Regions from separate parts of the Homo sapiens genome. Here region 1 is linked to region 2. A link is an interaction called in ENCODE POLR2A ChIA-PET data of the cell type or tissue named here. Cell type or tissue: MCF 10A. All regions are shown on one strand.

Region 1 (8,000 bases), 340 kb before region 2:
GACTCTCACCGCAGCCTCCCCCTCCCGGGTTCAAGCAATTCTCCTGCCTCAGCCTCCCAAGTAGCTAGGATTACAGACGCCCGCCACCACGCCCGGCTAATTTTTGCATTTTCAGTAGAGACAGGGTTTCACCATGTTGGCCAGGCTGACCTCAGTTGAACTCCTGACCTCAGGTGATCCACCCACCTCAGCTGCCCAAAGTGGTGGGATTACAGGTGTGAGCCACAGCACCTGGCCAATTTTTTAAAACTATAAGTTTATTCAGTTTTTTTTTTCTGTCATATAAGTCATAAAGCCAGAATTTTAAAAACTTTTAGACAATAAAAGAGTAAAATGTGACCCATAAAATACACCACCCCAATTAGCATTTTCCAGCTTTTTTTGTATGCATATAATAGAGCTCTTTTTTCTTTTTTTTTTTATTATACTTTAAATTTTAGGGTACATGTGCACAACGTGCAGGTCTGTTACATATGTATACATGTGCCATGTTGGTGTGCTGCAACCATAGAGCTCTTTACAAAGTTTTATAGTTGGCCTTCTCTACCTGGCTGGAAGCCACACTATCCCTATCCAAGGGCACCCTCAGATTCAACCAACCACAGATCAAAAATATTTGGGAGGAAAACAATTAAAAAAAAACACCACAAAAATAAAAAATACAAATAATACAGCATAACAACCACATAGCATTTGCAATGTATTAGGTATTAAAAATAACCTAGAGATAAGTTAAAGTACACGGGGGTCGGGGGCAGGCATGGTGACTCACGCCTGTAATCCCAACACTTTCGGACGATCGCTTGAAGCCAGGAGTTCAAGACCAGCCTGGGCAACATAGCAAGACACTGTCTCCATTAAAAAAAATTTTTTTAAATAAAGTCTATGGGAGACGTGATTAGGTTACATGTAACTATTACAGCACCTTATATAAGAGACTTGGGCGTCCTGGGATTCTGGTATCTGCCAGGGGTCCTGGGGCCAATCCCCCATGAAAATGGAGGGACAGGTGTAATTGGAGTGGCTCTCCAGACTGTGCCCAGGAATTTCTCAGCCTGATCTTTGGCCAGTCCAGCTTCATTTTCTCCCCTCCTCCCGTTACATCAAGCAGAACAAGTTTCACCTAGATGAGCTATGACCTCACTTTATTCGGGGCCTCCGTGGTGCAGACACAAAGATGGATCCCCAGGTGGAAACCCGGGCACGTCATCCCGGTTTGTTCATGGTGCAAGATGTCTCCGGTTACTTCGGGGAGACAGGAACATGACCTGGGTTATCAGCACCGTCCAGGGACACCAGAGATAAAGCCTCATCTATAACATCCCCAGTAAAAAGCTGAGAATTGCTCCTGACAAGGTCCTGGGGCTCTTCCTTCCTCTGGGCAGGGCTACAGCTTAGAGACTGGGAGAAAGCCTTGGGGTTGGCCAGGGACACCCACCTGCCTCAGGAGGGGCTGTGTTAATGACATCAGCCTTTCAGCAATGGAAACTAAGGAGGATGGGGGGAGGAAAGTACAGGAAGACTTGTAAAGGGAAAGTTCTGTTTGGATTCAGGGCCCAAGCCCCAAACCCTGATAGGAATAAAATGATCAGAGGAGCAGCCGGGGAGGCTTTGGTGCCCCTCAGGCAGCCGCATCACTCAAGACTGTTCACATCAGCAATAGCTTCACGGGGCCGGTGTCCACGAGGCTGCTGCTCCGGATGCAAAGCACAATGCTTTAGGTCAGGATGTGGGTTCTAGAGACAGAACAGACCCGGTTCACGGCCTGGTGTCACGACGTATTGAACCTCTCTGAGCTTCAGTCTCTTCAGTAATGACGGTAAGTGCTTTAACTGAGATTGTTAACAAGACCCAGCGAGATCGTGAAAAGAAGACACCCCGCACAGCGCCTGTTCCCTCGTTAGCACTCACGCAGTATCAGCTATTATCATCATGCTGGCTGACTTTTATGTGAGCGTGTATAACACGGGTACACACACACACAACACCTCTCTCCGGAGGGTAAAAACAAGACAAAAAGTGAAACAGGCCCCCCGATGCCGAAGAGATGACGGCAACCCCGATATTGTGCGTGGTGTGAAGGTCACCAAAGCAAAACCACACGCTTTGTTTTCTGGGGGTGTCTCATTGACAGTGCAGAGGTAGCTTACTAGCATTTTTGCTTGTTTGTTTGTTTTTTTGAGAGAGTCTCGCTCTGTTGCCCAGGCTGGTGTGCAGTGGCGTGATCTCTGGCTCACTGCAACCTCTGCCTCCCACGTTCACGCCATTCTCCTGCCTCAGCCTCCTGAGTAGCTGGGACAACAGGCGCCCACCACCACGCCCGGCTAATTTTTTTGTATGTTTAGTAGAGATGGGGTTTCACCGTGTTAGCCAGGATGCTCTCGATCTCCTGACCTCGTGATCCGCCCGCGTCGGCCTCCCAAAGTGCTGGGATTACAGGCGTGAGCCACCGCGCCCATCCTGCTTACTAGTGTTTCTTAAAAAGTCAAAGCAACGCTATTCTTCATAAGTGTGTTCCTCCCATACTTTGCTATTCAAGAGCAGCTAGATTAAGAGAAAGAAGATCCATCTAGAAAAACATAATCCCTTTGCCTCCTTTTATTTATTTATTTTTCGAAACAGAGTCTGGCTCTGTAGCCGCTCTGTTGCCCAGGTTGGGGCACCACCATGCCCAGCTAATTTTTGTATTTTTAGCATAGATGGGGTTTCCCCATGTTGGCTAGGCTGGTCTCCAACTCCCGACCTCAGGTGATCCACCCCCTTCGGCCTCCCAAAGTGCTGGGATTACAGGTGTGAGACACCGCACCTGGCCCAAGAACCTCTTTATAACAGATGCAGCCATACCAGAGCCCCAGAGCGCACATTCAAAAGAGAATCTCCAACCTCTTATTACTCATCTTAGATCACTCATTCTAAATTGCAAATTCAAAGGGGATCCCGGCTGTCTCTTTCCTATACTCTTCAGCGAACAGTCCCCAAACACACACGTGCCCACTCATGATGAAGTTGCATTCAGAGTATTTCCCCTATGGACAAAGAGGCTCAGATTCCTGACCCTCTTCTGAAAGGCCCCAGCTGCCCCCTTTTCACATCTTCACATATGAGCTGGCAGCAAATGTTGCATGAAATGAAGACCCTGTTAGGAAAGGGAAGGTGATCCATAGCCATCTACTCCTAATCCGCTGACCCTTGATGAAATAGGCCTAGGTTTAGGGTTAGGAAACACTGCGGCTAGAAACAGAGACCTTGGAGACAAATGGCCCTCTTGTTTCAACAAGGAAGCTTCTACTGCTTGGGAGAAAGTGGTCAGCTCAGCTCTCCTCGAACCCTACTATTTAGGTTGGTGCAAAAGTAATTGCTGTTTTTGCCATTACTTTTTTTTTTTTTTTAAGATGGAGTCTTGCTCTGTCCCCCAGGCTACAGTACAGTGGTGTGATCTCGGTTCACTACAACCTCCGCCTCCCGAGTTCAAGCAATTCTCCTGCCTCAGCCTCCCAAGTAGGTGGGATTAAAGGCATGCACCACCACGCCTGGCTAATTTTGTATTTTTAGTAGCGACGAGGTTTCATCATGTTGGCCAGGCTGGTCTCGAACTCCCGACCTCAGGTGATCCGCCCGCCTCGGCCTCCCAGAGTGCTGGGATGACAGGCGTGAGCCATCGCGCCCAGCCCCATTCCTTTTAAAAGGTCTTTCACTTGCCGGTGTGAGCAGAGGATCCTGGGGAGACTCCTTGGAAGGGGCTTCGGATCCAGCCAGGCTCCCGCGCAGTCCTCAGGGGGCGTGGCCCGGCTCGTGGGGGCGGAGTCCATGGGGGGCGGGGTCCGCGGGGAGGAGCCTGCGGGGCGGTCCCCCGTGGGGGCGGGGCCTTGAGGGGGCGGGGCCCGCGGGGGGCGGAGTCTGCGGGGGCGGGGCCCGCGGGGACGGAGTCTGCGGGGGCGGGGCCCGCGGGGACGGAGTCTGCGGGGGCGGGGCCCGCGGGGACGGAGTCTGCGGGGGCGGGGGCCGCAGGTCCTGGTCACGTGATGAGGCTGCGGTAAGTCGCCCGGGCTGCCTAGTCCTCCAGGCGCGGTTAATCCAGTCGGGAACCCCTGAGTCACCGCCCGCCGCCGCTGCGAGGAGCCCGGCGAGTGTTCGGCCTCGGTTTCTGAGGTTTCGGCGGGAGCGGTGATGCAGACGCCTTCAGGGCCCGGGTCGTGTCCGTGACTCGCGCAGGAAGGCGGATGGCGCCCCCCGGGCCTGCCTACACCCTGGGAACCTCGCGGGGCGAAGGGGGCTCGGGCGCTCTCTCCGCGTGGCGAGAGACCCGCCAGGGGGTGTGGCGTGAGTGTGTGTCCCGCCAGGACGTTCCGGTGGCGCCGCCTGACGCGGGAGGAGAAACCAGCTCCAGCTCCTCATCTGGATTTTACATAAATCCATGGCTCAAAGTGCTTTCCTGTCCGGACCTCGGTGCCGGCTTCACGGGGGAAATCCCTGGAGCCGAGGGGAGGGCACGAGAAACCACCGACCCCCGGCCCACGGGCCAGCCCAGTCCACTCCTCCCGGCCTCTCCCTCATCTCGGCCTGGGCCCCGCAGAAGCCACCACCAGGGCTCCTGGATTCCACCAGGGGCATCTTAGTCCCCAGCGGGGCATTTAAAGACTTAATGTGGGCCGGGCGCGGTGGCTCAGGCCTGTCATCCCAGCACTTTGGGAGGACGAGGCGGGCGGATCACCTGAGGTTGGGAGTTCGAGACCAGCCTGGACGGCATGGTGAAACCCCGTCTCTACTAAAATACAAAACATTATCCGGGCGTGGTGGTGCGCGCCTGTAATCCCAGCTACTCGGGAGGCTGAGGCAGGAGAATCGCTTGAACCCGGGAGGCAGAGGTTGCAGTGAGCCGAGATTGCGCCACTGCGCTCCAGCATGGGCGACACAGCGAGACTCTGTCTCAAAAAACAAACAAACAAAAAAAATGAGAAACATGGGTTCAAACTACAGTCCTGAGCCATATGACCTGAAAGGACTATATATACAAAGGTGGTCCAGAAGATTATAATCCTGTATTTTTTCCTGTACCTTTTGTACGCTTAGACGTGTTCAGATACACAAACATTTTCCATTGTGTTACAACGGCCTATAGTATTCAGTATAGTGACCTGCTATACAGGTTCGTACCTAGGAGCAGTAAGCTGTCTATATCATATATCATATCTATATCACATAGTGGGCTATACCATTGAGCCTACTATGTACCTGGGCTGTATGTTAGTATTTAGGTTTGTGTGAAATATACAGCCAGGTGATTTTTGTATTTAGGTTTGTGTAAAATATACTATGATGCTTGCACAACAGTGAAATCATCTACACATTTCTCAGAACCTCTTTTTTTCTTTTCTTTTTCTTTTTCTTTTTTTTTTTTTTTTTTTTGAGACTGAGTCTCGCGCTATCACCCAGGCTGGAGTGCAAGGGCGTGATCTCGGCTCACTGCATCCTCTGCCTCCTGGGTTAAAGTGATTCTCCTGCCTCAGCCTCCCAAGTAGCTGGGATAACGGGTGCACCACCACGCCCGGCTAATTTTTGTATTTTTAGTAGACATGAGGTTTCACCATGTAAGCCAGGCAGCTCTCAAACTCCTGACCTCAGGTGACCCGCCCACCTCAGCCTCCCAAAGTGCTGGGATTGCAGGCCTGAGCCACCATACCCGGTTTTATCCCCATTATTAAGAGACTGTAATGAGCTCTGGGCCCTTTGGCACATTACCCAATATTCTTAAGCCTTAGTTTTCTCATACATCAAATGGGGGCTAATAATACAAACCTCTCTGGTTGTGAGAATAAATGAAACAGTGCACAAATGAGATACAAATACTTCTAAGCATGCCGTGAAAGGCCTGAGAATGTATCATCTGTAACAGCCTGTTCTGTAGGCTCCTTCTGGAGAGAGGAGTGGGGTCGGGGGGAGAGGTGACAGGAAATGACAGGCTTCATTTCCAAGATTTCAGTAGCGTTTGAATCTTTTCTATTGAAAATGCATTGGCTGGGTGCAGTGGCTCACGTCTGTAATCCCAGAACTTTGGGAGGCCAAGGCAGGAGGACTGCTTGACCCAGCAGTTTGAGACCAGCCTGGACAACATAGTAAGACTTCATCTCTACAAAAAATACCAAAATTGGCCAGGCGCGGCGGCTCACGCCTGTAATCCCAGCACTCTGGGAGGCCCAGGCGGGCAGATCACAAGATCAAGAGACGGAGACCATCCTGGCCAACATGGTGAAACCCCATCTCTGCTAAAAATAGAAAAATTAGCTGGATGTGGTGGTGCATGCCTGTAGTCCCAGCTACTCAGAAGGCTGCGGCAGGAGAATCACTTGAACCAGGAGGTGGCGGTTGCAGTGAGCTGAGATTGCGCCACTGCACTCCAGCCTGGCGCCAGAGCAAGACTCCGACTCGAAAAAAGAAAAAAAAAATACAAAAATTAGCTGGGCGTGGTGGCGCGCACCTGTAGTCCCAGCTACTTGGGAGGCTGAGGCAGGAGAATTATTTGAACCCAGGAGGTGGCGGTTGCAGTGAGCTGAGATCGCGCCACTGCCCTCCAGCCTGGTGACAGAAGGAGACTCCGTCTCAAAAAAAAGAGAAACAAAATTAGCTGGGTGTGGTGGCACACTCGGGAGGATCACTTGAGCCAGAGAGGTTGAGGCTGCAGTGAGCTCTCATGTGACCACTGACGTCACATCACTGTGATGGGTTAGACACTGATGCGTTTATAGTGTAACTGCCACGTGACTGGGTTGTTGCGTGCACAACCGAGCATCCCTTGACCCCTTAGATCACACAGGGTTTATCCCAGGAATACAAGCCTAGCTCAATATTAGACAATCTGCATGATTCACTACATTAATTTATTATTATTAATATTAGAGACAGGTTCTTGCTCTGCCACCCAGGCTGGAGTGCAGTGGCACTATGACAGCTTACTTGCAGCCTTGGACTCCAGGGCTCAAGCGGTTCTCCTGTCTCAGCCTCCTGAGTAGCCAGGATGACAGGCATTTGGAAACTGAAAAGTGGAAATAACCAGCTTTCGTTTCTGGGCTGCAGCTTGTTTAGTGCCACATCTTGGAGAAAGCTCTGTGCTTGTGGTTAGATGGGTTGATCTTGAATGGCCAAGGTGGGTGGATTGCTTGAGTCCAGGAGTTTGAGGCTAGCCTGAGTTGGTCTGCAAACCAGCTCACCAGATATTGGGTTTCACCATGTCTCCAAAAATATTTTGTGAAATTTGTGAAACTCCATCTCTACAAAAACATACAAAAATTAGGCTGGGCGCGGTGGCTCATGCTTGTCATCCCAGCACTTTGGGAGACCAAGGTGGGTGGATCACCTGAGGCCAGGAGTTCGAGACCACCCTGGCCAACATGGTAAAACCCCGTCTCTACTTAAAATACAAAATTTAGCTGGGCGTGGTGGCATGCGCCTGTAATCCCAGCTACTCGGGAGCTGAGGCAGGAGAATTGCTTGAACCCGGGAGGTGGAGGTGGCAGTGAGCTGAGATCTCACCACTGCACTCCAGCCTGGACAACAGAGTGAGACTCCATCTCAAAACAAACAAAAAAAAAAGCCAGGCATTGTGGTTCGTGCCTATAGTCCCAGCTACTACTCCACAGGCTAAGGTGGAAGGATTGCTTGAGCCCAGGAGTTCAAGGGTGCCAGTGAGCTGTGATTGTGCCACTGGCACTCCAGCCTGGGCAACAGTGAGACGTGTCTCAAAAAAAAAAATGTGAACAGATTCTCTCAAAAAGAAGTAAGGTGAGAATATAAATTGGATCAACTTTTCTGAAGGATAATTTTACAATATCTATTTGTATTTAAAATGCATATATTTGGCCGTGTGCAGTGGCTCACACCTGTAATCCCAGCACTTTGGGAGGCTGAGGCGGGCGGATCACCTGAGCTCAGGAGTTCGAGACCAGCCTGGCCAACATGGCGAAACCCCATCTCTGCTAAAAATATAAAATTAGCTGGGAATGGTG
Region 2 (8,000 bases):
GAAGGGATGTCGGTCAGGTCAGTTGAATGGAGCTCTCTCTACAACCTTGAAAAGGTGTGACCTGGGGAGGCAGGGCCTCGAGCCACTGTGTCCATGTCAGACCCACAGCCAGGATGCACTTAATGGAGCCGCAGGCCAATGCAGCTTAAAGCAGGAGGTCATCATGCCAGTTAACAGGTTCCTTGTTAGTCCACTGACAGGACTGAGCCTCAGCAACTCCAAACATCAGCCAAGGGAAAGAACACCCAAGACCACCAGTGCAGTTACATTTTTCTCTCTCCTGTTCTTATACATCATCTACAGTTCCAACCCCCTTGACAATACTTACTGTAATAACTGCTCCGAGGCAAGGACATGGAAAGAAGAGAGAAAAAGATTAATGAAGATGAAGAAATATCTGCCCCCCACCCCCCACAAGGAGGACGAATGGCAGAGTGTACTTTACTCCCTGTGGCTTATTCCACGGTCACCTCCAAGCCCCAGTGAGTCAGAAATACCTTAACGCACCAACCCTCAAATTTCACTCAGACAAACATCCCAAAAAACCAAACAGGGAATTTAATTAAAGCGACGCCGCTATGGGCTTCTTGGGATTCTTTTCAGCAGGGCACTGACAGGGACCAGCTCTGATCAGCAGAGGTGCCGCAACTCATCACTCTGGCATCAGAGCGTTCTCCGGCGCCTCCCACCCCTACCCCAGCCTCTACCTCCCGGGGCACAGAGCAGGGTGCTTTGGCCATGCACTGTATCTGCCTCCTGCACCCTTCCTCTCGCTGTAATCAAACCTCCCAGGCTCTGCACTCCTGCTCATTGTAATGGGAACCCCTTAGAAAGCATGGTTCAATTATTTATCAGAGAAAATGACTGCACCTCTCATGTCACTGGGGAACAGACTAGCTCTGCTCCTGAGACCGCCCGGTTCATTCTGTACCCTCTGAATTTAGGACCTATGTCCACTTCTGCTGGCTGCCCCACTGCCATGTTTGTAGAGTGTGTGGGGTAACAAACTCCAGAACTGAAGTTAAGGTGACCCCGGAGCACAAAATGAGGCAAAGTTGAAATATAAAGAGTAAGAGCTATCACGCACAGAAATAACCCAAAAGACTGTCAGTAATTCCCCCATACCCAACGAAAGACACTTAGAAGGAAGCACCAGATTAAGATTACAACTGAAAGGCCTACACTGAAGTAACTGCCCTGTTAGCAGCTTCAAGAAAACCACGTTAGAATAAGAAAAGGAAATCATGGGTATAGTATCTCGTCAGCAGAAATTCTCCTGTGCCGTGGTGGGCCCCGGAGGCCCAGCCCCCGCATGTGGCATCTCTGGCAGCGCCATCCCTGGAGTGGGGGCAGCAGTGCCAGGATGGCCTGGTCTGATGACACCAGCCACTAAACTTCTCCAACTAAGCACCTTTTTTGAATCTATCTCCTCTAAGAAAGTCTCTCCTAGTTCGGCCTCTCCGAGACGTGCTCATCAATGGACCCAAGAATCTGATCACTCAGCCAAGCGGACATTCTTTGCCACACATTGGCATTCTGATTATAATTTGGTTTCTCATGTAGAAGAATCCACAAGAAAAGAATGCCCTGATCATCGAATGGGAATGTCCCGTTTCGGTAGCAATTCTGCGTTTTAGTGTAACTTCATAGACTGGCGCTGGGGTTTTTACACATTCATCTTTGTGAGACCCCGAGAGACAGATCCACTCAGTTCTGACAACCTGGTTTTCCGAAATCATGAGGGTGACAGCCCTTGCTGACCTTTTCATGCAAACTTGGGTGATCAAACAATCCTCCCCAAACCTTCTCCAGCCCTCCCAGGCCCTCAAACACCTCTGCATTCCAGTATTCCCTGTTGTTCAAACTGTAACCCAAAGTACACAGAAAAGCCGCAGGAAATCTTTTGCAGTGGGAGAGCAGAGATTTCCAAATGAGACTAATAAGGCATTTTAAATGCATGGCAGGGCCGGGCACGGTGGCTCCCGCCTGGAATCCCAGCACTTTGGGAGGCCAAGGCGGGCGGATCACCTGAGGTCAGGAGTTCGAGACCAGCTTGGCCAACATGGTGAAACCTCGTTTCTACTAAAAATATAAAAATTAGCCGGGTGTGGTGGCGCATGCCTGTAATCCCAGGCACTGTACCCACACATGGAGGCTGACAGGAGGAGGACCCCACAGCCCAACACTGTCTGTTGGGAGGCTGAGGCAGGAGAATTGCTTAAACCTAGCAGGCGGAGGTTGCAGTGAGCCGAGATTGCACCACTGTACTCCAGCCTGGGTGACAGAATGAGACTCTGTCTCAAAAAATAAAAAAATTTAAAATAAATAAATAAAAGCATGGCTTAGTGATACTGTATCCAGCCGAGGACTATAGTTCCAGGAAGAGATGGAAGGAGAAACAAACTTTCTTTTCCTTTTCCCACTTTCATTCATTCACAGACCAACTCCTATCTTACCCTCTCCTCACTTCCAGCCCATCCCATCAGCTTCAAGGGAAAAAGAGAGAGGGAAACAAGCTAAGAACAGCAAGAGCTGATCATTACCAGGGTGTCCCAATCTGTTTTCACTCCGCTCAGAGAAAGGAAGAGCCTTCCAAAAGCCATGAGGCATTTTACTTCATGCTCCTTCATCTATCTTCCTTCAAACTTGGATCTACTGAGGCCAAGCTAAGATGTCTGAACTAATAACCTCTCTCCCATCAGCCCCCAGAGGGAACTGGAAAGTAGCCTTCCTTGCCTGCTGGTATCTCTTATTTTAAAAGAGCAAGTGTCTAACTAAACAGATCTAAGATTCAACATATCCATTCTGTGTGAAGGTGTATCCTGAATAGGAGGTCAGCACCCACTGAGGAAACCAACCTTCCTTCCCCTACTCCCTGTCTCCATGAAATATTTAGAAATTACATTTTTCCAGTGGAGCTCCAGTGGCGCAATTGGTTAGCGCATGGTGCTGATACAGAAATTATGTTTTTCTTTTCTTTTGGCCAAGGATCAATATATGAACATTTAACGTGCAGAAAAATGCCCATGTCAGCCGCAACACTCTTCCCAGAATGACACAGAGAACAGGGGCATCTCTCAGTTGGCACAAGCTGTGTACCCAGAACCCTGCCCCAGGCAGGGAGATGTCCACACTTGCAACACATGCTCACTGCGACTCTCTTAGACATCAAGAAAATCCACCTTTGGCCCTAGACCAGACACACCCAGCCACACTGCATACTGCCTTTTTTTTTTTTTTTTTTTTTTTTTAATAAACGGAGTTTTGCTCTTGTTGTCCAAGCTGGAGTGGAATGGCACGATCTCGGCTCACTGTAACCTCCGCCTCCCAGGTTCAAGCGATTCTCCTGCCTCAGCCTCCCAAGTAGCTGGGGTTACAGGCATGCACCACCATGCCCGGATAACTTTTTGTATTTTTAGTAGAAACGGGGTTTCACCAAGTTAGCCAGGCCGGTCTTGAACTCCTGACCTCAAGTAATCCGCCTGCCTCAGCCTCTCAAAGTGCTAGGATTACAGGCATGAGCCACCGTGCCCGACCCTGTCTTTTAAGAACATCTGTGCATCCCTCATTTCCAAGAATCTAACTTCCAGCCCAGTGCTTAAGGAGTAGGGAGGGCTGTGCTTCAGCTACAGCAAGAAAACTCTAAGGGTTACACATCCCAGACCCCACCAATGACCGCAAATCTCCTGATACAAGGTCCCTGAACCTGTGTGGGGCCACTGAGGGTTGGAAAGAGCAATGACCCCGTATTCTGGATTGCAGTCATTCCCAAAGTCCACAGGATAAGGGTGATATGCGTCACGTAAGGATCCCAGACTCATCAGACTCTAGGGAGTACCAGGTGCCAACAAAGAAAGCAAGTGCAGGAGGACAGGTCAGCAGAGGCTGGTGGGAGGACCCCGCAGCCCAACACTGTCTGTACCCACACATGGAGGCTGGTGGGAGGAAAGGTCACCTACCTCACAGACAAGTGCCAGGGGACCTCTCAGGACTCCCCAGGGTTATGAATCAGTACCAGCTTAGGCCCTCCCAACAGGTCTATTCCTAGATGGCCCTGGAAACCTAGGAATCTTGGAAGGCTAAGAATCTGAATCACTCGAAAGAAATTTAAGAATGTCTGGACTAGAATAGAAAGTTCTCTGTGGAGGTTCAAATCTTTCCTTTCCTTTCAAGAAACTCTATGCAGGAGACTGGCCAAGATTAAGAAAATAATTATACCTGTATCCTCAATTACAGAACATGCTGTTTCAGCAGAAGCCACAGTTCATTCATATGATGGAATACTATGCAGCTATTATAAATTAAAAAACAAAACAAAACAAAACACCAGACACCTTAGTGACAAGGAAAATGTTATCCATTCACTGAAGAAAAATGAGAAACTTAGGCCAGGCACAGTGGCTCATGCCTGTAATGCCAGCACTTTGGGAGGCCAAGGTGGGAGGATCGCTTGAGCCCAGGAATTTGAAACCAGCCTGGGCAACATGGTGAGACCCCATCTCTCCAAAAAAAAAAAAAAAAAAACCTAGCCGGACATGATGGCATATGCCTATAGTCCCAGGTATTTGGGAGGCTGAGGCAGAAGGATCACTTGAGCCTGGGAGGTTAAGGCTGCAGTGAGCTGTGGTTGTGCCACTGGACACCAGCCTGGACAACAGAGTGAGACAAAAAAAGCAATTAAAAAATTAGTAATCATATTAGTAATCCCAGCATTCTGGGAGGCCGAGGCAGGTGGATCACTTGAAGTCAGGAGTTCGAGACCAGCCTGGCCAACATGGTGAAACACCGTCTCTACTAAAAATACAAAAATTAGCCGGGCATGGTGGTGTATGCCTGTAATTCCAGCTACTTGTATGGCTGGGGCACGAGAATCGCTTGAACCCAGGAGGCGGAGTTTGCAGTGAGCCAAGATTGTGCCATTGCTCTCCAGCCTAGGCAACAGAGCCAGGCTCCATCTCAAAAAAAAAATAATAATAAAATAAATAGTAATGATCTAAAATTTTTCGAGAAAATGTGTCTGGGCTGGGCACAGTGGCTCACACCTATAATCCCAGCACTTTGGGAGGCCAAGGTGGGCGGATAACCTGAGGTCAGGAGGTCGAGACCAGCCTGGGCAACATGGTGAAACTCTGTCTCTACTACAATACAAAAAATTAGCCAGGCGTGGCGGTATGCGCCTGTAGTCCCAGCTACTCGGGAGGCTGAGGCAGCAGAATTGCTTGAACCCGGGAGCCAGAGGTTGCAGTGAGCCGAGATCACGCCACTGTGCTCCAGTCTGGGCAACAGAGCGAGACTCCATCTCCCAAAAAATAAATAAATAAATAAAAATGACTAGAAAAATATACTAAAATGTTATAATGAATAACAATAATCAAAATCGCAGCATCCCCAAGTGAGAGACTGGCTCTGTGCTCTCAGGCCGTGACGACCGGTGCTTCTCGCCCTGCTGTCCACCAAGCTGTGCTGGACACAGCACTGATACCCACCATCAGCCGGAAGGGACCCAGCCCGAGCCTTTCCCTGGCCTAATCCGGAACACGCAGGTGGGACCCACAGCTCTGCTGCCCGCCCCTGCCTGGCCGACGTGGCCCCGGCTGCACTCACCGGTTCTGCAGTAGGGGTAAGCATTCCAGGCTTTCTCGTGTATATTCAGGGCTCCCTCTGGGGCCAGCATTCGAACAAACGTGGGTACTTTGCTATAGCGGGGAAAAAAAGGGGTATAAAGAGAAATGGTAGAGAGAAAGGAGACAAGAGGCTTTTCAGATCCAGCTTCTTCATGGGGAGCTGACAAGCAAGTTTCCATGCAATGAGCAGGTTACTGGTGGGAGTGAGAAGTTACGTATGAGAGCCTGACACCCCACCTTGGCTGGCTCCTAACACACACCCACGACGTGCCCCACCAGCCACCAGAAACAGGACCACACAAGAGACCCCAGGCTACCTGCTGTGGCTCATCACCCCTTCCATCAGCATTACACATTTTTCCAGAGCTTGCTGGGCCCAGGGCATTATACTACAAGGTGCGAGAAAAACACAAAGGAGATGCCTCCAAGCATGAACCAGTCTCGGTTTAGGGCCAGGGTAACTAGCCGACTAACTTGGGTTTGGGATCCAGGATTATCTGATCTGCTTTCATCAGCTCTGAGAGGCCAGGAGGGCCTAGAACCATTTGCCTCCCAGGACAAAGTATTTTCTTCTACTCAATTCTTTTTTTTTGTTTGTTTGTTTGAGACGGAGTCTCCCTTTGTCGCCCAGGCTGGAGTGCAGTGCTGCGATCTCGGGTAACTGCAACCTCCACCTCCAGGGTCCCAGTTCAAGCGATTCTCCCGCCTCAGCCTCTTGAGTAGCTGGGATTACAGGCATGCGCCACCACGCCCAGCTAATTTTTGTATTTTTAGTAGAGACAGGGTTTCACCATGTTGGCCAGGCTGGTCTTGAACTCCTGACCTCGTGATCCACCCACCTTGGCCTCCCACGGTGCTGGGATTACAGGCATGAGCCACCGCGCCCGGTCTCTTCTACTCAATTCTTATCTCAGGTTACAGAACAACATGTACAGTATAAGCCCCCTGCTTTTTTTTTTTTTTTTGGTAGGTGTGTGGTTTGACGGAGTAGGAAAACATTTAGAATTTTTTTTTTTTTTTTGAGACAGTCTTGCTGTGTCACCCAAGCTGGAGTGTAGTGGCTCGATCTTGGCTCACTGCAAGCTCCTCCTCCCAGGTTCAAGAGATTCTCCTGCCTCAGCCTCCCGAGTAGAAGGGACTACAGGTTCCCGCCACCACGCCCGGCTAATTTTTTGTATTTTTAGTAAAGACAGGGTTTCGCCATGTTAGACAGGATGGTCTCAATCTCCTGAGCTCATGATCTGCCCGCCTCAGCCTCCCAAAGTGCTGAGATTACAGTGGCGTGAGCCACCGTGCCTGGCCTAGAAAGATTTTTTAAAATTAAAATGAAAATGGTACATATATTCCTTTTCCTTTTTTTTGTTTGTTTTTGTTTTTTGAGATGGAGCCTTGCTCTGTCGCCAGGCTGGAGTGCAGTGGCACGACCTCAGCTCATTGCTTCCTCCATCTCCTGGGTTCCAGCAATCCTCCTTCCTCAGCCTCCTAAGTAGCTGGGACTACAGGCATGCGCCACCACGCCCAGCTAATTTTTGTATTTTTGGTAGAGATGGGGTTTTGTCATGTAGGCCAGGCTGGTCTCGAACTCCTGACCTCGGGCAATCTGCCTGCCTCAGCCTCCTAAAGTGCGGGGATTACAGGCGTGAGCCACCGCGCCCAGCCGTCCTTGGTTTCTAACAGATAATCTGTCCAGTCTTTGGCAAGCTCTGGCAACCTCATCAGCTTTAGTGCCTCAGGCCTAAGAAAGAAGAGCAAACTAGAGCAGAGAGCTAACCTGGAGCACTTGGGGCGGCCTCTGTGATTCACGAACTCACTGCCATCCCCATTCAGGCGAGTATTTCTAGGTCCAGGCAGGGGGACACACAGAGAAACCAAACAGATGTGGCTCCCACCCTCAAGGAGTTTCCGGTCTACTGGGGCGTGTAACTAGACAAGGCCAAGCACAACACTGTAAGTTCATGCCATAATGCGGTGGGCACAGGGCCCTGGGTGGCGGAGTGCTGTGAGAACACAGTGGGGGACATGCAGTGCACCGGGCAGGCTCTGCGAGGAAAGTCAGGATGAACCAACACATGGGACAATGAGTGGGGCTAAGCTAAGAGACAGATGGGAGTGGGGTGGGAAAAGCTGGAGAAAAGAGGGACAAGTTCAGAGTAACCGGTGCAGGTACAAGGTGGGGAATTCAAGGAGACACCTGAAGCTGGATCCTAAAAGATTTTTTTGTTTTTTTTTTGAGACAGGGTCTCACTCTGTGGCCCAGGCTGGAGTGCAGTGGTGTGATCATGGCTCACTGGCAGCCTTGACTTCCTGGGCTCAGGTGATCCTCCCACCTCAGCCTCCCAAGTAGCTGGGACTACAGGTGCACACCACTATGCCTGG

Evidence for each region. Peaks named below come from ENCODE experiments on the same cell type or tissue, not always from the same donor. Only the 100,000 strongest peaks of a DNase experiment are listed, where the experiment ranks them.
Region 1: POLR2A ChIA-PET joins it to region 2 with 5 read pairs; 2 of 35 experiments call an interaction of 5 or more read pairs at or near these places.

The regions. Positions count from the first base shown.
Region 1 is chr17:1,199,516-1,207,515 of GRCh38, forward strand. It overlaps a transcript of ABR not described here. Among named protein-coding and RNA genes, the nearest start is that of ABR-AS1, 22 kb to the left of the region's middle. RefSeq lists an enhancer at 92-141. In MCF 10A, no CTCF peak of the experiment used is centred here; no DNase peak of the experiment used is centred here.
Region 2 is chr17:1,542,692-1,550,691 of GRCh38, forward strand. It overlaps PITPNA (phosphatidylinositol transfer protein alpha), which reads right to left. Exons shown (of 12, transcript NM_006224.4): 4 at 5,605-5,696; 5 at 329-336. Among named protein-coding and RNA genes, the nearest start is that of PITPNA, 16 kb to the right of the region's middle. RefSeq lists enhancers at 1-253, 7,936-8,000. In MCF 10A, no CTCF peak of the experiment used is centred here; a DNase peak (open chromatin) is centred at 3,140.